Linked DNA regions of Homo sapiens: all the other regions are linked to region 1. The links are chromatin contacts, found by Hi-C or POLR2A ChIA-PET in ENCODE. All regions are on one chromosome and are shown on one strand. The core of a region is the stretch at or near the end of the contact, and the rest is flanking DNA. Distances in the headings are between cores, read along the strand shown. Region 1 overlaps LOC105373188 (a long non-coding RNA gene). Region 2 holds the start of USP9X (ubiquitin specific peptidase 9 X-linked). Region 3 overlaps CASK (calcium/calmodulin dependent serine protein kinase). Region 4 overlaps CASK (calcium/calmodulin dependent serine protein kinase). Region 5 holds the start of NYX (nyctalopin).

Evidence for each region. A loop is a pair of places that touch in the nucleus more often than their neighbours do. ChIA-PET counts read pairs that join two places held with the same protein, here RNA polymerase II (POLR2A). Pooled maps may share reads with other maps.
Region 2: a map with no recorded cell type shows a loop between it and region 1 (22-fold over the local background). The contact joins the promoter of USP9X here to the enhancer-like site in region 1. A Hi-C loop is called at or near these places in 3 of 37 single-sample maps with no recorded cell type and 5 of 50 pooled maps.
Region 3: a loop to region 1 is called in a map of CD4-positive, alpha-beta memory T cell, with 6 times the contacts of the local background. The contact joins two enhancer-like sites. A Hi-C loop is called at or near these places in 9 of 168 maps with a recorded cell type or tissue (B cell, CD4-positive, alpha-beta T cell, CD4-positive, alpha-beta memory T cell and 5 more), 28 of 37 single-sample maps with no recorded cell type and 17 of 50 pooled maps. POLR2A ChIA-PET finds 5 or more read pairs at or near these places in 5 of 52 experiments (CD4-positive, alpha-beta T cell, CD4-positive, alpha-beta memory T cell, T-cell and 2 more).
Region 4: a map of naive thymus-derived CD4-positive, alpha-beta T cell shows a loop between it and region 1 (8-fold over the local background). The contact joins two enhancer-like sites. A Hi-C loop is called at or near these places in 1 of 168 maps with a recorded cell type or tissue (naive thymus-derived CD4-positive, alpha-beta T cell), 3 of 37 single-sample maps with no recorded cell type and 11 of 50 pooled maps. POLR2A ChIA-PET finds 5 or more read pairs at or near these places in 2 of 52 experiments (CD8-positive, alpha-beta memory T cell and RWPE1).
Region 5: a loop to region 1 is called in a map with no recorded cell type, with 5 times the contacts of the local background. The contact joins the promoter of NYX here to the enhancer-like site in region 1. A Hi-C loop is called at or near these places in 4 of 37 single-sample maps with no recorded cell type and 3 of 50 pooled maps.

What each region holds. Positions count from the first base shown.
Region 1 is chrX:42,941,655-42,945,596 of GRCh38, reverse strand. LOC105373188 (a long non-coding RNA gene) reads right to left here. Exons shown (of 5, transcript XR_949037.3): 5 at 541-1,057. Among named protein-coding and RNA genes, the nearest start is that of PPP1R2C, 170 kb to the right of the region's middle. RefSeq lists a silencer at 1,030-1,089. Within about 2 kb of position 1,961, at least 7 of the 41 ENCODE cell types and tissues checked have a DNase peak (open chromatin) inside an H3K27ac peak, as active enhancers do.
Region 2 is chrX:41,083,306-41,086,825 of GRCh38, reverse strand. It overlaps USP9X (ubiquitin specific peptidase 9 X-linked), which reads right to left and starts at 1,381. Exons shown (of 45, transcript NM_001039591.3): 1 at 717-1,381. RefSeq lists silencers at 187-646, 1,347-1,726, 2,157-2,226 and enhancers at 771-1,308, 1,847-2,386, 2,136-2,430.
Region 3 is chrX:41,777,048-41,781,049 of GRCh38, reverse strand. All of the region lies in intron 3 of CASK (calcium/calmodulin dependent serine protein kinase), which reads left to right. Among named protein-coding and RNA genes, the nearest start is that of GPR82, 55 kb to the right of the region's middle. Within about 2 kb of position 1,634, at least 5 of the 41 ENCODE cell types and tissues checked have a DNase peak (open chromatin) inside an H3K27ac peak, as active enhancers do.
Region 4 is chrX:41,557,509-41,561,292 of GRCh38, reverse strand. CASK (calcium/calmodulin dependent serine protein kinase) reads left to right here. Exons shown (of 27, transcript NM_001367721.1): 18 at 1,446-1,514. Among named protein-coding and RNA genes, the nearest start is that of CASK-AS1, 42 kb to the right of the region's middle. Within about 2 kb of position 1,417, at least 5 of the 41 ENCODE cell types and tissues checked have a DNase peak (open chromatin) inside an H3K27ac peak, as active enhancers do.
Region 5 is chrX:41,445,264-41,449,237 of GRCh38, reverse strand. NYX (nyctalopin) reads right to left here and starts at 1,895. Exons shown (of 3, transcript NM_001378477.3): 1 at 1,722-1,895; 2 at 1,312-1,389. The coding sequence starts at 1,333. RefSeq lists enhancers at 3,770-3,819, 3,940-3,974.

The DNA.
Region 1 (3,942 bases), core at 712-3,211:
AGGTTCTGGGAAATCTTAGAGAAAAATTTGAGAGAGCCTTACTATAAATGAAGTAAATGCTCAGAATCTTCTCAAAAGAGAAGCTGAAAGCTTTTATTCTGGCTCAAGAGTTGATGCTGCTTTGCTGAATTGCTGAGATAAATGTCTCTGTGGTGCATTTAAAATGTTGACTATCCTAGATTACTTGAAAAATACTTCCATCCAGTTACCTATAATCTTTCCTGGGACAATTATCAAATGTGCTTGTTAACATTAAATTTATCTTTCTGTTAAATGTTTTGCATTAGCTGTGATCATTTTTGAATAGACAAAGGGTCATACATTGTGCCAGACAAATTCTTTTTCTATCTCATCAGTGAAGAAAAAATTTCTATCCGTACATGACATACTTTGGATTTGTGGAGTTTTGAAGTTTCTACATATTTAATATGATTTTAATCCATTTAAGCTCATAATTTATTTTGTAGTCAGTCTTTGGAACCACACATTCTCCCAGCTTGGATAATATTTTCATTTGAGTATGGACATAATTTGGATCCTACTTTGAGCAAACTATCTTGTAATGGCTTTCTCATATGTCACCTTGTCTAGGCTGAATTGCATTTCCCAGAATTTTTTCTCTTGTTTGTTTTGAGTTGAGGTAAGACATAGGGAAGATTCTTGAGACATTTAGAGGCTGAAAGAGAAGCAGTGGCCATTTTGTGGCTCACACATATTGTTGCTGATCTGTAGATTCACCCTACTGGTGTGAAGCAGCATCTGATTCTGTGGCTGCTCTACCTGCCGCTGATATTCTTTCAGCTTCTCAGACTCCTAGACCAGGGGTGTGTGTTTCACTTTGTGACAAAGGGCCCCACTTCTGCTGGATACCCTCATTACCAAGGTTAGAGGCAACAAGAATGAACACAGGTTTTAGTCCTTCTCCACGGAGTTCCAGCTTAAGCTTGTTGGTTCCAGCCTGCTTGTGTTTTTCCTTTTCTGACTGCCATCCCTGTGATCTTGAAGCCTCAGCATCATGTGTGAGAAAACAGCCATACAGAGACTGCTTAGCCAGCTCCTACAATTGCATAAGGCCAATTCCGTATAACCAATTTCTCTCTCAGATAGAGGAAGAGATACATATAGCTATAAATAAAAATATAGATAATATAGAGATACCAGTAGTTCTCAGCTGGAGGCAATTTTCACCCTCAGGGAACATTTGGCAGTGTCTGCATACGTTTTTGGTTGTTACAACTTGGTGGAGGGTAGAGAGTTGTGCTACTGGCATATAGTGAGTAGAGGCCATAGATAAACCCACAATTCACAGGACTGTCCCCCACCCTCACACCCCAACAAAGAATTATCCAGCCCAAAAGTCAATAATGCCACTCTGCAGAATATCTGATATAAATATAGAGATCTAGATAGATACTAGTTTTTGCTTCTCTGATTAAATGCTAACTGATACAGATTTTAATACCAAGAGTGGTTCCAGGGGGATAGAATCTTAAGTATGAATTCTCTGACTTGGTTTTGAGTCTTCTCTAATATGATTAAATTTAAAAGCACTAATGAGTCTACTTCTAGCAGTAAGAAGGGCACTGGTAGTCAATGGCATGATGTGGCAATAGAGATACACAAAATATCCCCACTGGTTACTGTTAGGGTCCACCCAACTGGACTGTTTCCCCCTCCCATAGATCTAAGCCCCAAAGGCCAAAAGCAAAACACCCTACCCCAAACCCTCCTGTAACTGTTTGACCAGAGGCCAGCTGCTCCAGGATGTGGTTAAGACATCTACCTTGCACAACAGAACTGGCAAGAAAAACATCTCCAGGAAGTGGTCAGACACCTGGCACAAAGGACCCCCCCCCCGCCCCGTCTCTTTTCTTTTTCCTTCACCTTGACCCAGTTCTACACCCTATAAAACCTTGCTATAGCCTGTAAGTGGGGCTGCCTCCTCTGCTTTTGTCAAGAGGTGGCCTGGCAGGACTGACAATAAATCAGCTTGCCTGAACTTGGGTCTATTGGCCTCATTCCTTTCTCGGCCATCCTTCCAATTATCCCTTACAGTTACTCCTAATCAAACACTTACAGAAGACAAGGTTCTGGGTGACCATGTATTTGATGCCTTAGCACATTTTAGTCAAACCAAGGAGTACAATGAGGTTGGCTGTTTGCTCCTAACTGCGTGGGAGAAAGTAGGGAAAGGATAGGCTCGGGAATTTGAATTATCAGCTCAAAGTCCACATAAAGAAACTGAAAGCTTCTGTTTGCCCTGAAAGAAATTCTTATCTTCCTTCCATAGCCACAGGGCCCTGAAAACCAAAATTCAGAGTCTCCGCCCTGCCAGTGGCTGAATGATGCAAAGTGATTTCTCAGCCTTGTAGCCTCTGTATGAATATAAAGCTGGAATGGGATCCTATGGGCAGATTCTCACAAAGCTGGGGACTCTAACCCCTGAGTTCTGCTGAGCCTTTTTTGCCAGTAGAAGCAGCCTTTCTACTCCTGTCTTGAGAAGATTGGCCCTCCTTTGCCTGCCTTTCCTGAGGTAGTTGACTGGTAAGGCACTGCTGATCCTCTTTAAGACCTACCCCCACCACCTCTCTTTGCTTCTAAACCTATAACTTACCTGAAGTCCCAGCGGGCTCAGAGGGGTAAAGTACAAAGTGTAACCCATGAGGAGCTGCTATGCATACCAAAAGCATTGTACAGTTTTATCACTTTATATAGTCAGAAACCTGGGGGATATGCATAGGAATCAATTTTAAAGATATGGAGTCAAAGTGAAAGGAAAATGAAGTTGGATTGGGCAGAATTAGTTGATATGGGCCTGTATTCATCAGCTTGGCGTGCCATAACAAAATACCATGGGCAGGGTGGCTTAAATAACAAAAAAATTATTTTCTTACAATTTTGGAGGATTGAAGTTCAAGATCAAGGTGCCAACAGGCTTAGTTTCTGTGGAGGGCACTTTCCAGCTTGCAGATGGCTACCTTCTTACTGTACCTTCACATGGTCTTTCCTCTGGGCATTCACGTGGAGAGAGAGAGAGACAGCGCTGATGTCTCTTCCTTTTCTTATAAGGACATCAGCCCTATGGAATTAAGGCCTCACCCTTATGACCTCATTTTACTTAATTATCCCCATCTCCAAATATAGTCACATTGGGGGTTAGGGTTTCAACATACACATTTTGGGGAGGAGGCAACAATGCAGTCCATAACAGGGCCAACTAAGCAAATATTCTAGATTCAGTGTTTCAGGTTGAGGGGCTTGACAGTTTACTTGGTTGGTTGGCTGAAACATGGACCCAAAAGTGACCTACAATAAATGAAATCAAAATATGCCAGAACTTTTGGGGTATACTGTAGAGGAAGATATCTAAAGGCTTAGAAACATTTGAATGTTGGAGTGTCTTTATCATATAAGACCTACTCATTCACCTTGAGAGGGCTCTCAGAACACACCCTTTACCCTGGCTATGAGAAATAAATCTGTAAGGGGAGCTCCAGCATCCTTGATGAGCTTTGTGCTGACTATTCATTATAGACCAGAAATTATCATGGGAACTGCTACCATAAACTAGGATCCCTAAATGTAATAACAATGATAGACTCTTGAGACGACAAAGGCCAAGTGGCAGTGGCAGCACTTAATTGCCTTTGTAAATTGAATTGTGTTCCCTCAAAAAGATATGTTGAAGTCCTAGCCCCCAGTATTTGTGAATGTGACCTTATTTGAAAATAGGATCTGTGTAGATATAATTAAATTAAGATGAGGTTGTAATGGATTAAAGTGGTCTTTAATCTAATGACTGGTGTCCTCATAAGAGGGAAATTTAGACATAGAGATGCACAGGAAGAATGCTGTGTCATGACGAAGGCAGAGGTTGGAGCAAAGCAGTTGCAAGCCAAGGAATGCCAAGGATTGCCAGCACTCATCAGAAGCTAGAAGAGA
Region 2 (3,520 bases), core at 132-2,631, 1.9 Mb after region 1:
GAAACAGTTAAAAATAGAAAGGTAATAGGTCCAAGCTAGCTTGGAAGCGATTTCTGCATTCAAAAACCCCTTTCACGGCTTTGGCCCTCTGCAAATAAAGCGGGGCGAAGGAGGTGTAGGAGGCCGATAACCCAGCTCCCACTCCAGGAGCCCAGGGCCGGGGAGAAACTGCGGGTTATCGCGGGAGGGTGGGGGGAGGCGGACAAGTCGTCAGGCCTGATAGCCAGGCGTAGCCGAGGCCTAGCTCCCCAGCTCCAAATCACTCCACCTCAGTAATGGCGTTTGGTGTCAAGTGGAACCAGACCGGGTAGGAAAGCGGCCGCCGGGCGGGGGGCGGCCAGCCCCCAAACCGACCCGGCCCCCGGGTGCGGACGGCGGGGGGGCTGCCCGCCACGCCCGGAGACTCCATCCTCCTACTCGGCCCCAGACAGGACGGGAAGGGGGAGGAGGGGGAGGGACGGAGCCGTCAGCCATTTTCCCTTACAGTCCAAAACACACAGACACGCTCTCGGGACACCGGCTCCACACACAACACGGGCCCGCGCGCCCGCCCAGCCCGGGCCGGAGGAGGGGGAACGGGGAAGCCCCAGCCTGGCCGGCAGCCGCCGAGGGAAGAGGCTCGCACACACGCACACCCCCCTCGCCCTCCTCCCCTCACCCACATCCAGCTGTTGGCCCCGGGAAAGAGCGTCGCCCCAGTGCAGCTGGCCACTCACCGCACGACACAGACGTCTTCTCACAACCAGGGCACACGGAGGCGGGAGGCACCAGGCGACGGTGGGGCTCGGTCCCGGGACGAGACCTACCCTGGGTGCATCCCAGGCCCGGGGGTGACCGGCAACAAAGTGTATCGAAAGGCTGCGGCGGCCGGGCTCGGGGCTGCGGGCGTCTCAACCAAAAGGCTGCACACCGGCGCCGGAACTCGCTCCTCGCCGCGCCCGCCTCCTCCTCCTCCTTGGCCGGCGACGGCCCTCTTCCCCTTCTCCCCTCAGGCTGGGGCTCTCGCTGAGCTCAGACGGGCTCCGGGCGGTGCGTTTCTCCTGCGTCACCTCCTCCTGCTCCTCCTCCTGCAGCGACGGCTTCACCTTCCCCTAGTCGCCGCCTCTGTCCCCGCTCCAGGCCTGGTGGCTTTGAAGTAGCTCGCTCCTCGCTCCCGGCGCCGACCCAAGCACCGGGCGCTAAGGCGGCCGCCTCCCGTGAGAGAGAGGCGGCGGCGGCGGGCTCCCGCGAGGCCCGGGAGCTGTGTAAGGCGGGGAGGGGCTAGGCGCGACAGAGGCCCTGACGGGGCCGGGTGCGGAGAGGTTGCGGCTCCGGCGGCGGCGGAGACTAGCGTCCGCAGCCGCGGATGCCCGTCCTCGTCAATATGGCGGATCCGGCAAACCAAAAAAAAAAAAACCGCTCGGCCAGTGGCGGCGGCGGTAGCGGCGACGGCGGCAGCAGCGGTGGCGGCGGCGGCGGCGGCGCAGACTCCCACTAGCCCCAGAGCCGCCCAAGACCCGAAGTTCTCCGCCCCCGTCAGGGCCCGCCCCTTTCAGGCCCCTCCTTTCGGCCCTCCCCCTGCTCCTGCCCAGCCCCCTCCCGCTCAGCTGCCCCCTCTTCTCTCCCTCCACCCCGGGCCGTCAAGGCTGGGAGAGCAGCGCGAGCCGCTGAGGGGGCCGGGCTTCGGCGCGAGCCGCCGGGAACCCGGAGAGCTAGGGTGGGGGAGGGGAAGACAATGCGGTAAAGATTGTTCGCGCAGTACTGTTTCTTCCGGCTGGCCCCTTCAGGGTCGTGCTACGGCCAGAAATCCTGTTCCATGCCCCTCGGCTCAGGAGCGGGACGAGGGCAGAGGTGGCTCTAGGACCGAAGTTGGGGAAGGGAGGCCCGAAAAGATCTGGCACACCACTCGGGAGGGGCTGGGCGGCAGGGACTGGCGGGGTGTGTGGCCACGACAGGGTTAATCGCGTGAGCCGCAGCCGCGTCGCTCATAGTTTGACTCGGGCCGCTTGTTTTTGTTCCATTGTGAACCGTAGCCCCGCCGACAAGAACCCGGATGATGACGTCACCGGCCTCCCCCTTTTCCGGGACCGTGGGGGGAGGGGCGCGGAAAGATGAGATCTCGAGACCACGCGCTGGGCGGTCGCCGCCGCGGTGCCTGGAGGTCCCGGCGGTGCAGCTGACCCGCGTCACGTGACGCACGAGCTGGCCGGGCCACTGGCTGCGGGGGCGCGAGGTCCCGAGGGCCTGGCCACCTGCTTGGCGCCGATAGGGGGAAGGTGTGGCTATCTCCCGCAGCGGAAGGAGGGGGCGTGGGGAGTGAGGTCCTTTTCCCCACCCCGCGAGGGAGGTGCTCTGAGAAACTCTTTCACACGATCATGCATCATCACTACCTCAAAGCGTTTAGGCGTCCTCAAAGCGTTTAGGCGTCCTCACAGCCTAGCTGACGGGACTGACCACCTTTTTGGCCATAGGAGCCCTTCAAACAGACCAGCAAAGAAAAAAATTATAAAGTGCCCCAGACGGCTTAGCGAATAGGCCGTACTTGATGTGGCAAGATTAGCCTCCATTGCCAGATCATCAGCACAATTCGGTGTTAGGACCCGGAAGAAACTTATGAACCCATCCGCTGTGTCATGGACTATTTTCTACATGTTTATATTCCAAAGTGCGGGCATAGGAAAAACTTAGGCTAATCTCAAATTAATGGGGTGCTTGGAACAAATCTGTACAGTCTACCTAGGATGCCCAAATGAAGAGGAAATTAACAGTTCCTAATTTACAGATTTCCTTTTGACTTAAAAAATACCTGTGGACATCAAATGGCATGCAAAATCATAGTAAAACCCTACAAACCGAGATCTATTTTATAGAGAAGAGGGTTGAATTTAGTTATGCTATGATTATATCAGTTTGTAATAAAAGACTGTTAAAAATGGAACCAAACTAATGTAGGTGACAGTGAAAGCAAGTTATTGGTATCTTAAATTTTTAAACCATTTCTCTATTTAGCACAAGATTGTTTACAAATTTTTCACCACAAATTATCTAATAGGGTATCCAAGATGTATCATTCATAGCCCTAATAACTCTTAGCATATGTTACCTTGTTTTTATAATTATTTCCATGAATCATTTGCTTCCCCACTAGCTCATGGGCTTCTAAAAAGCAGACACGACCACCCGCGTACACTATAGGCTGTTATTTTCTATTTTAGATAAGGAAACAGAAAGGGTAAATGATTTGCCCGAAGTCAGGATTGGAAAGTGTTGAACACTGGTCTTTTAACCCTATCAAAAGTGCACCTTTAACAAGGATGTCCCCTCTCACCAATTCTGTTCAATATTGTACTTGCAGTTCTAGCCTGAAAAAGAAATGAAAGGCATCCAGATAAGAAAGGAACAATTAAACTATCGCTACTTTCACATGACATGATTTTATATATAGAAAATCTTGGGAAATCCATTATAAAAAAAATAAAGCCAATAAGCAAGTTCAGCAAAACTGCAGGATATAAGATCAATATTTAAACATCAGTTATAG
Region 3 (4,002 bases), core at 385-2,884, 1.2 Mb after region 1:
AGAATTACTTGAGCCACAGAGGCAGAAATTGCAGTGAACCAAGATCATGCCACTGTACTCCAGTGTGGGCAACAAAGTGAGACCCTGTCTCAAAAATAATAAGCCGGACTTGGTGGCTTACACCTGTAATCCCAGCAGTTTGGGAGGCTAAGGTAGGTGGATCACTTGAGGTCAGGAGTTTGAGACCAGCCTGGCCAACATGGCAAAACCCCGTCTCTACTAAAAATACAAAAATTAGCCGGGTGTGGTGGCACACACCTGTAATCCCAGCTACTCGGGAGGCTGAGGCAGGAGAATCACTTGAACCCAGAAAGCAGAGGTTGCAGTGAGCCAAGATAGCACCACTGCACTCCAGCCTGGGTTACAGAGCAAGACTCTGTCTCTAAAAATAAAATAATAATAATAATAATAGTTGATATCTACTTAATCACAAATGGTTTATAAGTTTAAAGCATGCTTAAAAACAGAGACTCACAAAACCAGAATTTTAGATATGGAAAAGATTAGATTAGTAAATTTCAAATTTTAGGTTAGAAAATCCGGTATAAAACTTGTTAAACAAGCAGGTACCCAGGTCCCACCTCTAGACATTCACTTTTGCAGATGTGAGTTCTGACCGGGCAGGTCAAGAGATGATTGACCTTTAAAATGGGGGTAATACAACATAAAGGCTATATCATCATTGTCCCAACACACACAGTAGTTTTGTAGACATCTGCATATATTTGCACATCCATTACTTTGGGATTACACTTAAATTTGAACCTGTCTGTAGCAATTTGCTGAAACATATTTTAAATACAGGTTCAGTTTTGAAGACAGGCTGAGTTGGGTTATCCCCACAAGTTAAATATTTATTTCTAAGTGACACATTTGGGCTTGTCTTTAGTAGTATCTGGTACTTGAGTTAAGCTGTAAATCCTAAATTGGCTGGCCAAGGAATTTTAATTACCTTATTACAGAGCGATTACATATACCACGGGGAGACTTTTACAATAATTAAATATTGATTTAAAACACATCCGACATGATGTGTATCTTTTAAAATAATTTTTTTGTATCTTTTAAATTTTTTATCTTTAATATTTTTACCTTTTATATCTTTAATTTTTTTGTATATTTTAAAATAATATTAGCAGTTTGTGTTTTTGTAGCTCACAAAGGCGATAAACTGAAAGCTCTTTTTTTATTATTATTTTTTTTTGGTCTAGTATTTATGCCTGGGGAAGGGAGTGTTTGTGAAATTTATTTATACTGATAGAGTGGAACTGATTACTACTTACCAGCAAACTTGCTGCTTAAGGGAAAATATGTTTGTCTCATACCAAGCAATAAATATCTGTACTGTAGCATTTTAATCTATTTGAAGATTTGCTCATATTTTCATAGCTAGTCTTATATAATCTATTTTGATTTTTTCTTTTTATGTGTGATGATATAAATTGCTATTTGTTCTTTCAGCAAAGTAAACATCTCTTTTGACTCACAGTATCAAAATGTTTAGTTGATTTTAGTTTTGCAAACTGTGTGTCAGGGATCCCCAAGACCACCCCCAGGCTTGATGATTCACTAAGAAAACTCAAAGGACTCAGCATATAGTCATATTCACAGCTATGATTTATTATAGCTAAAGGATATAAAGAGAAATCAGCAAAAGGAAAAGATACATTAGCTGAAGTCCAGGGGAAACCAGGCACAAGCTTTCAAGGGTCTCCCCAGCAATGAGTTGTGACAACACATGTGAAATGGTGCCAACCAGGGAAGCTTATTAGAGACTCTGCCCTGGGTTTTTATTGGGGGCTGGTCACATAGGCATCTTCCACTTGGCACTTAACCAAATTCCAGACTCCCAGAAAGAAAGCAGGTGTTCAGCCTAAATCACATTGTTAGCACAAACAGTTTAGACACAGTGAGTCAGTCTTTTCAGTCAGGAATGTAGAGGACCGTCCTGAAATCCAAGTTCCCAGATAAACCTCTCAAGGGCCAACCTTAGTAGGCCTTTCAAGCCTTTTATGAGATAGTAGTTTAGGCCTGCTATATTAACTCTTCTGCACAAACTAAAATAGAGATAAATAGAAGAAGGGTTTTAAAAGAGTTGATATAAACTCCTGGATCTGCAAACAAAATATAATTGACTGTAAAGATAATGACAGGGTTTGGAGTTTGGGGTTTTTTTTTTTTTCTTTTTAACTGTAAATACAGTATCATTTTTATATCTGTTAAAAAACATTTAGGTGGTCAGATTTTTGTATAAAACAAATCCTGGATTGGGATGTTACAGTATAGAACAGATTTTAAACTTTGAATGCTATATGAGAAAATAAACTATTCAGATGCTACTGTCTTAGAAATACATTTGAAATTGTCACTCCGATAACTTTTCGTCTATGACAACTAATCTTCAAGCCACTAAAATAATTTTGAATAAATTTGTGTACATATAAAATCTGAAGAAAATTCAGTTAATTTTCTGTTATTTAAAAGAAGTATAGTTTGTTCATTTAAAAATAAAAGTTATTGGCCAGGCACGGTGGCTCACACCTGTAATCCCAGCACTTTGGGAGGCCAAGGCGGGCGGATCACTTGAGGTCAGAAGTTTGAGACTAACCTGGCCAACATGGTGAAACCCTATCACTACTAAAAATACAAAAATTAGCCAGGCGTGGTGGCGGGCGCCTGTAATCCTAGCTACTCGGGAGGCTGAGGCAGGAGAATCACTTGAACCTGGGAGGCAGAGGTTGCAGTGAGCCGAGATCACACCACTGCACTCCAGCCTGGGCAACAAGAGCGAGACTCAGTCTTGAAAAAAAAAAAAATTCTTAGTGTACAACCTTTGCCATATACATAACTTGTAAAAATTTAGAAATTACAGAAAATTTTGACAAAAAATAATGTCTTAATTTTGTTATAAAAATTGTAACAGAAATAAATGTCATTCACAAACATTTTGGACCATTTCCTTCTATTGGAAGCATTTTGCTATACCATTAAATATTTTTTGGATACAATATTTTAATGACTTCATTAAGACATCTAAATGTGTGCATGTGCCATGTTTAATAAATTCCCTATAGTTCAACATTAACATTGTTTTTCCCTATTAGAAATAATTTATAATTAATATCTTGTACATAATTACTTGTTCACGCCCCTTGATTGCTTTGTTTCCTCAGAATACATTTCTGAAAGTAGAATAACTGGGTAAAAGAGTATATGAATACATACAAATACATACATCATACTTAGATTTAACCTTTTTCTCAGTACAATGCCTCACATTTTGAAAAATACATTCACATAAATATACAACTTAAAGAATTATTGTAGAAGTGAACAACCATGTAACTATAACCCAAGTCAAGAAATTTTAAAACTGCCAGTACCTCAACAGCCCCTGAATTCCCCTTTCTCATGATAATCCCCTTCTTCTCTCAGAAATAACTAATCTGGACTTCACTTCTGTGCTTTTTATATCCCTAGCATCAAAATAGGAATTCTCAGAATTCTCAAATAATAAAGTTCACTGTCGTCTGCTAAAATCTATTTTTTTTTTTTTTTTTTGAGACGATGTCTCGCTCTGTCGCCCAGGCTGGAGTGCAATGCTGTATCAGCTCACTGCAACCTCCGCCCCCTGGATTCAAGCAATTCTCGTGCCTCAGCCTCCCGAGTAGCTGGGACTACAGGCATGCACCACCACGCCCGGCTGATTTTTGTATTTTTAGTAGAGACAGGGTTTCACCATGTTGGCTAGGCTGGTCTCAAACTCCTGACCTCAAGTGATCCGCCTGCCTCTGCCTCCTAAAGTGCTGGGATTACGGGCATGAGCCACCACGCCTGGCCTAAAATCTTTATTTGAATGGAATCCTACAGTATATACTCTATTTTTGGTCTCTGAGATTCATCTGGTTGCTTTGTGCAGCTGTTCCTTTATTTTATTGCTATGTAGTATTGCAGTGAACAAACTCGCACTATTTATTCATTTTAATGCTAATGAGTATTTGG
Region 4 (3,784 bases), core at 168-2,667, 1.4 Mb after region 1:
ATGATTAAAGAAAACCTTTTCAGTGTTTGTACATGTGAACTAGTTTCTCACTGACCTCAACTCTCCTGACATCAGCAGTGTCAGAAACCTCTTTCCTGTTGAGCTGAGTCATAGCCAGCTGTCGTGGATTTCTCTACAGCATAGAAGGGAGGAAAGCCACGGTAGACCAGGCCATTTTTGACCATACATATCCAAAATCTGTATTCAAATTAGGCTTTGGATTTTTTAAAAAGGCAAAATGACAGCCTTTGCCTATGTTCATTGTCATAGCAAGCAGACAGAGGTGTTTGGGGCCTCTGATCCCTTTTCCCACTGCAGTGTAGTAGCACCCAGGTTATGAATACCTATTAAGTATGAAATAAGCTTCACAGACTCACCAAACATTTTTTTTTCTTTTTTTTGAGACGGAGTTTTGCTCTTGTTGCCCAGGCTGGAGTGCAATGGCGTGATCTCAGCTCACTGCAACCTCTGCCCCCCGAGTTCAAGGGATTCTCCTGCCTCAGCCTCCCAAGTAGCTGGGATTACAGGCATGCGCTACCACACCCTGCTAATGTTTGCATTTTTAGTAGAGACGGGGTTTCTCCATGTTGGCCAGGCTGGTCTCGAACTCCCGACCTCAGGTGATCCACCAGCCTTGGCCTCCCAAAGTACCGGGATGACAGGTGTGAGCCACCACTCCCAGCCCAAAATTTTTTTTTAAAAAAAAGCCAAAATTAATAAGCAAAAAGTGGCTGGGTGCGGTGGCTCATGCCTGTAATCCCAGCACTTTGGGAGGCCAAGGTGGGTGAATCACCTGAAGTCGGGAGTTTGAGACCAGCCTGGCCAACATGGTGAAACCCCGTCTCTACTAAAAATACAAACATTAGCAAGGCATGGTGGCGCGTGCCTATAATCCCAGCTACCCGGGAGGCTGAGGCAGGAGAATCACTGGAACCTGGAAGGCAGAGTTTGCAGTGAGCCGAGATGGTGCCACTGCACTGCAGCCTGGATGACAGAGCGAGACTCTGTCTCAAAAAAATAAATAAATAAAAAATTTTTAAAAGTAAAAAGCATATTCTATGGGGTACACCATTATAATGTGGCATACTCAATGTAATTTTTATGTAATTACCTAGTCTATTGTCTAATTCAATGTATATTCACTTTTGAAAGGCATGTCACTTAGAAAGTTTTGTATTCACATCTATAAAAAGGTGACCATTGAAGATCTGTGAGACCATTGCTGTATGAGCAAAAGGCAATTGGCTGCTGGGCTTTTCCCAGGAACTTACTCTACTGTTAACTCGAGCAGTCCCTGCTTCATGACTACATTTCATTTTCCGGCTATGTGCTCTCAGATGGCTTGTGCTAATTGCCCCCATGTGTTTTGAGTGGCTTCTTACATGGTTTTGTGAACAATTGTTTGTAAGAAAACTTTTCTTTCTTTCCCACCACCCCCCCTCCAGAGGGAAATGCGGGGGAGTATTACCTTCAAGATTGTGCCAAGTTACCGCACTCAGTCTTCGTCCTGTGAGGTAATGACTCTAACAAACCACCCCCATCTGCTCTGAGTTCTTAACTAACTGTCTGCTGATGGCTGTATGTTTTTGCTTTCTGGGAAATTGTTTCTGCCTGTGCTGTTAGATCACTGCACACCAATTTTACAACAAAGATAACGGAACAGAGTAGGTCCCATCCACCTACTCAGCCCTGCTTCCATGTGGATCTCCTCAGCACTTTGAACTTTTTGCAGGCTGAAATCTGAGCAAAATGTAGAGAAGTTACAAATGATGACATAAGGCTTAATAAGGAAAAAACGGAGTGTCTGAGGGAAAAAAACTAAAGGCCATAATTGCAGTAATATTTCCAGGAAGTTCATTCACTTCCCTTGTTAAGAAATCACATAGATAGTTCTTCTTTCTAAGGATCTGAGAAGTGATCTATTTCTGTTGAGATACAGTTGTTCATACAATTGTGACAGGTCTCTAGATGGAAGTTAAGTCTGCAATGAATTGATAATTGACTTCACTAGAGGGAAATAGGCTTTTGCAACCTTTTGTAAAACTGTTTAAATTTAGAATGGTATGTGATCTGTAAACAAGTAAGTTTTCTAGAGTAATACAGCCCCAAAGTTTCTTTCTTAAAATAGGCTTATCCTGTAGAAATTATAGTTCTTCCAACCTATATTATTCAGTTTTGTGTTGGTTGTTAAATGAGATTCAAAAATCTATTCTTTTTGTATTGGAAATATAAATGGGCATAAATGATATCATCCTTTGGTCATTGCACGTTCAGCTCGAGTGTTATTTATTGAAGCTTGTTCTTTCATGTGCATCTTCCGAGAGTATGTGCATCAATATGAAGTACACACTTCCTAAAGTTTATTTTTAAGACTGACAGGTAACTTATTGGATTTGTACTTAGGAGAACCTGAGAGAGAATTGTAATACTTCTAGTCTCTAGTGATGGTGTAAATTTCATAAGAAAAATCAGAGGCTTCATATTTTTTAAAAGCCTATTGAAGATACATATTAAAATGTATAGTTTTGTCAAGTATATTTTTGGTGAGCCATGGCAATTGAGGTGTCCGTTGTAACGGGTCTTGAGCTCCTCTTGGTGGCTTTTTATGGAACTTCAATTAATAGTATATTTCAAAAGAAAATGCAGAATTGCTTCTGTTCCAGGATTCAGAGTATTGAAATTTGTTACCTAGAACACAAACTTTGCTGGGAAACAAAGAATGTCACACTTAACATTCTATGTAAATAATTTTAATATTCCAGAGTTACAGATGTCCTTATATCATTTCTCATCTGTTGAAGAAATTTAGTAAATACAATTGACTTTTGTCTTTTTGGCTAACTAACCAGAAGGTACTGTTAGTTATTAATACAACATAAGTTTCTCTTTTTTTTTTTAAATGGTCGAACTAGTTTGGGGTGGAACCAGTATCATAGATGTAAATTCTATGTTCTTGAGTAAGAAGAACCCCTCTTACCTTCTTTGCCTTTGAATAGTAGAAAAAATAATGATACTTCTCTCCTAGCTCCACCTCCAGCCTTTTTGGCCCTCCTGTTCCCTGGCAGAATTCAAGCTTGTGGTTGGACTCTTCCCAGCTAGGGCAATACTTCAAAAAAAAAAAAAGAAGGCTCTCTGGCCACCTGCATCTGCATCCCCCAGGTCCTTGGTTAAAGAGTAGACCCCTGCCCCTCACCCTGGCTCTACTGACTTGAGTCTCTGCGGGTGGCACCTGGAGATCAGTCTTGCTCACTAACATATGAGAATGCTCTTCTAAGGGATCTCATTACCTTTAAGGCTGACAGGTTCTAGAAATGCTCTTAAGTCATCTGGGGAAAAAAAATGTCTTTTAAAAAGACATGCACATTTCTAAGGCTTAAAAGAACTCTACAGAAGCAAAAATTAAAAAGTACTTATTTCCTTCCTCTCCTTGTTCTTATCGTTAAAGTTGATTTGGACACTAAGGGAATGGAGCCTGGAAAATATTTTGAGTGTATAGAATAGTAGAGAGAAAGCAAGCGATAGAGGAGCCTGGATATAGGAAGAGTGGCTGTGGCTCCTAGGATCTTTGCTGGAAGTGTAATATTGTTATAGGCTTGAGATTATTGTTTTAATCAATCTGCTAAAATAGTCTTAAAAAAAGAGTTCTTCTCTGATGTATATCTCTTTTACCCTTACTAGTAATAATATTTATTCTATAATAGAAAGATTCTGAGGTGATTGTAACATGTGAAATCTTAGGTTTGTTTCTCTTCAGATTGGGTCAGTTAGTAACTCTTGACACAGG
Region 5 (3,974 bases), core at 646-3,145, 1.5 Mb after region 1:
GTTCTCTATCAGCATCGCATACAGAGGTCTATTACATAGATCATCATATCTCAAATAATTAAATTCACTTGAGGGTCAGAAAAAAACAGATTCTTTGTGTAGAATCATTTACTGAAGAATTTAAAGGATTTTTCCTTGGGCTATCTCAGTCAGATTGGAACAGCTAGAGCCAGGGAAAATATTTCATAACGAGTCTTCTTGGTATATTAAAGTGCACATAACAGAGCGAGAAACTTTGAAAAATAACTTCAATATCCATAATCCTATAATTCCAAGGCATTTTTCATTTTTTCTTTTTCCTTTAGGAAGGTGGTTTTTTAAAGGGACTTTTGTTTTTAACTAAATGAGCTTAAAATAATGTGATTAGAAACCACTGTAGGCTGGGCACGGTGGTTCATGCCTGCAATCCCAGCACTTTGGGAGGCCGAGACAGGCAGATCACCTGAGGTCAGGAGTTCAAGACCAGCCTGGGCAATATGGCGAAACCCCGTCTTTACTAACAATACAAAAAATTAGCTGGGCGTGGTGGCAGGTGCCTATAGTTCCAGCTACTCAGGAGGCTGAGGCACGAGAATCACTTGAACCCGGGAGGCGGAGGTTGCAGTGAGCCAAGATCCATGCCACTGCTCCCCAGCTTGGGCGAGAGTGAGACTCTGTCTCAAAAAAAAAAAAAAAGAAAAGAAAAGAAAAGAAAAAACCACCGTACGGTGGCTCACGCCTGTAATCCCAGCACTTTGGGAGGCCGAGGCGGGCAGATCACGAGGTCAGGAGATCGAGACCATCCTGGCTAACATGGTGAAACCCCGTCTCTACTAAAAATACAAAAAATTAGCCAGGCGTGGTGGCGGGCACCTGTACTCCCAGCTACTCGGGAGGCTGAGGCAGGAGAATGGCGTGAACCCGGGAGGCGGAGCTTGCAGTGTGCCGAGGTCGCACCACTGTACTCCAGCCTGGGTGACAGAGCGAGACTCCATCTCCAAAAACAAAACAAAACAAAAAAACACTGTAGCACTGTAGCTTTTGGTTATCACACCAATGAATTCATATCTGAAATTAGAATAAGAAAATCACCAAGAGGACTATTTCATATATTCGGCTCAGGAGTTTTGTTTTTAGGAAACAAAAATCCCCACCACCTGCTGTTTTCTTGCTTTCTCTATCCCCTCCCCCACGATCACAGGGTCAGTGAAACCTGATCAGAAGTGTCCAGATACCGCTGTCCCAGAAGCCACTTTAAAGACTCTTTGGGCAGAAGCTCTGTGGCTTCCACCCCTCTTCCCAACCCTTGCACCCACCGGCAGGAGAACTCACCATGCAGAAGCAGGACCAACATCCCTCGGCCTTTCATCCACCCAGTGGCTTAGGACCACCCAGCCGTGGGACCCCTACCTGAGGGGAGAAAGGACAGGTCACCCAGTGCCCAGGAGGGCCCCATGAGAACCCTCCCATGCCTCCACACTTCTTCCTGAATGCCCTGCCTTTCTTTCTTCCTCACATTCCTTCCTTCTTAATGACCCTGGTGTTGGGCTAAGGGAAACCAGTAACAACAGAAAATCAGAAGCTCCCCACAAATGGACAGTTTGGATCTATTAGGAAACCCTTTGTCAGGCTACAGCCCTGACAGCAACTCAGATGGCATCACTGACAACCCAGCAAGGAAATGGATGGAGAGGAAACCCCTGCAGAGAAGCGTTAGTGAATGGTCCTCAAATGTTGCTTACCGTCCTGGGAGTCTCCCTGGTCCTGCTCCTCTGAGGTCCCCCTCCACTCCCTCAGCCCATCCATCTCCCAAGTCAGGCAGCCACAGATGCTGAAAATGGTTTGAGAGAGAAGTAAAGGTGGGGGTGGGGGGACGGGAGGAAGGGGTGAAGAGGAATAGTTACTTGTGCAGGTTTGAGTGCTTATTTTTCTTTCTCCAGATTTAATGGCAGGAAAATCCTCTGTATCACATGAGGATTAACAGAGATGAAAGAATGTGTCTGCCTTTCGAATCACTAAAGCCAGTGACAGATTTTGCTGACATACCAATCGGCTTTATCCCCGGGCCTTGACCACCCTGGCCCTCCTGTCCTCTCTCCATCTGCCTGGCCCCTTTCTCTCCTTAAACCTTCCCCAGACCCTGCCCCGTTCCCTGACCCCAGCCCCAGCCCCAAGCAATATGTAGCCTGAAATTGGCTTCCTGCCACCCAAACAGCATTATCAGCATTTTCAACAAGGACGCATTATATAACTTGGAGAGCTGGAGAAGGGACAGGACAGCTTAAAATGTTTCCCCAAAATGCCGGCTGCTGATTTCCTTTCTTTGAAGTGGTTGATGGTGAATGATACAAAAACGGACTGGAGAGAGTCCTTCCACTACAAGAAGGCAAGAGGTTCCCACTGGGGTTAGGGCTGGTAGTGGTGGCCTAAGGCAGTGGGTCCAGGAATGGGACCTTCAGAATCTGGCTGAGGTTTCTGAAACCCACCAGGACTCAGTTTAGGCCCTGGCTACTCAGTGTGGCCGGTGGACCAGCAGCAGTACCTGAGAGCTCGTTAGGAAAACAGAATCTCAGCGCCTTCTACCCCCCGCCCCAGACCTGTTGAATCAGCATCTGCTTTTTTTTTTTTTTTTTTTTTTTTGAGATGGAGTCTCACTCTGTCGCCCAGGCTGGAGTGCAGTGGCACAATCTTGGCTCACTGCAACCTCCACCTTCTGGGTTCAAGCGATTCCCCTGCCTCAGCTTCCTGAGTAGCTGGGACTACACCATGCCCAGCTAATTTTTTGTATTTTTAGTAGAGACGGGGTTTCACCATGTTGACCAGGATGGTCTTGATCTCTTGACCTTGTGATCCACCCGCCTCGGCCTCCCAGAGTGCTGGGATTACAGGCGTGAACCACCGCGCCCGGCCAGCATCTGCATTTTAACTAGGTCGGCGGAGAGGGGGATTCCTGTGCCCGGTAAAGTTTGGAAAGCCCTGTTTTAGGAGACTGGTGGAGGGGGTCTGATCAAAATGAGGGTGGCAGGGGGGCCTGTTTATCTAGCCTTTCTGGCCAGCAGTTCAGGTGCCCCCACATTCTCCTGGCCCCAGCAAGCCTCTGCTGTCTGCTGGGACAGCACTTCCAGGTATCCATGGCAACCTGCCAAGTTCTGGCCACGCAGGACTTGGTGAGCCAGTGCTGATGAAAGGAAGCCAGGAGTTCCCTTCCCACAGAAAGGGTTCTGGATGTGAATCTAGACATCTCAGGCCACCGTGCCCTGGGGAATTTTTGTTTTCTTCCATTTGAGCCTTGAAAGCCAAAATGTGGCTGAACTTGTCTAACCTGCTGGAAAGAAGAGAATACTAGGGATGGGGTAGGGATGTGGGTGGGGGAGGCCTCTCAAATGACATCTCTATCCCCAGTGTTGGACTCGCCTGGCTTATTAGATGAGAGCAGTGGGCAGCCCTCTCATTGTGACCACCAGTGTCGGAGGTGTCCCTGTAGCCATCACCCCAAGCCTTAGCCCAACGAAGCCCCCACTCCCCCAGCAGCAGTCCAGAGGCTGAATCTCGACTGTAAGAGCCAACCTGTCTGCACCCACAACCTTTGTTCGCAGCTTATTGGTCCAACCTTCCCTTCAATCTTCTCCAGGCCAGTGGGCCTGGTGCTCTGGCACTGGGATCCCACTAAGGAAGACCTTCTTCTCCACCTGTGAACTGAAACATTTCTCCCAAGTGGAAAATAAGGAGGCATCAGAGACTCTTGGCATAAAAAGGAAGGAGCCCATCCACCAGGTGAGCTGGTACCACCGACTTGGGAGGATGAGCAGCCCTTAATCAAAACCTTGCTGCAGGGAGAAAAGCAGGTGGCCCAGGGTTGTTACAGGAAATGCGATTGACTGACTTCCCCTGGGAGAAACTTAAAGCTCAAGACAGGAGAAAGGCCGGCCCTTTCAGAGCCTACTCCAGCCACTCGTGGGCTGCTGGGGGAGGGATTTTTTCGTTTTTGTTTTTGA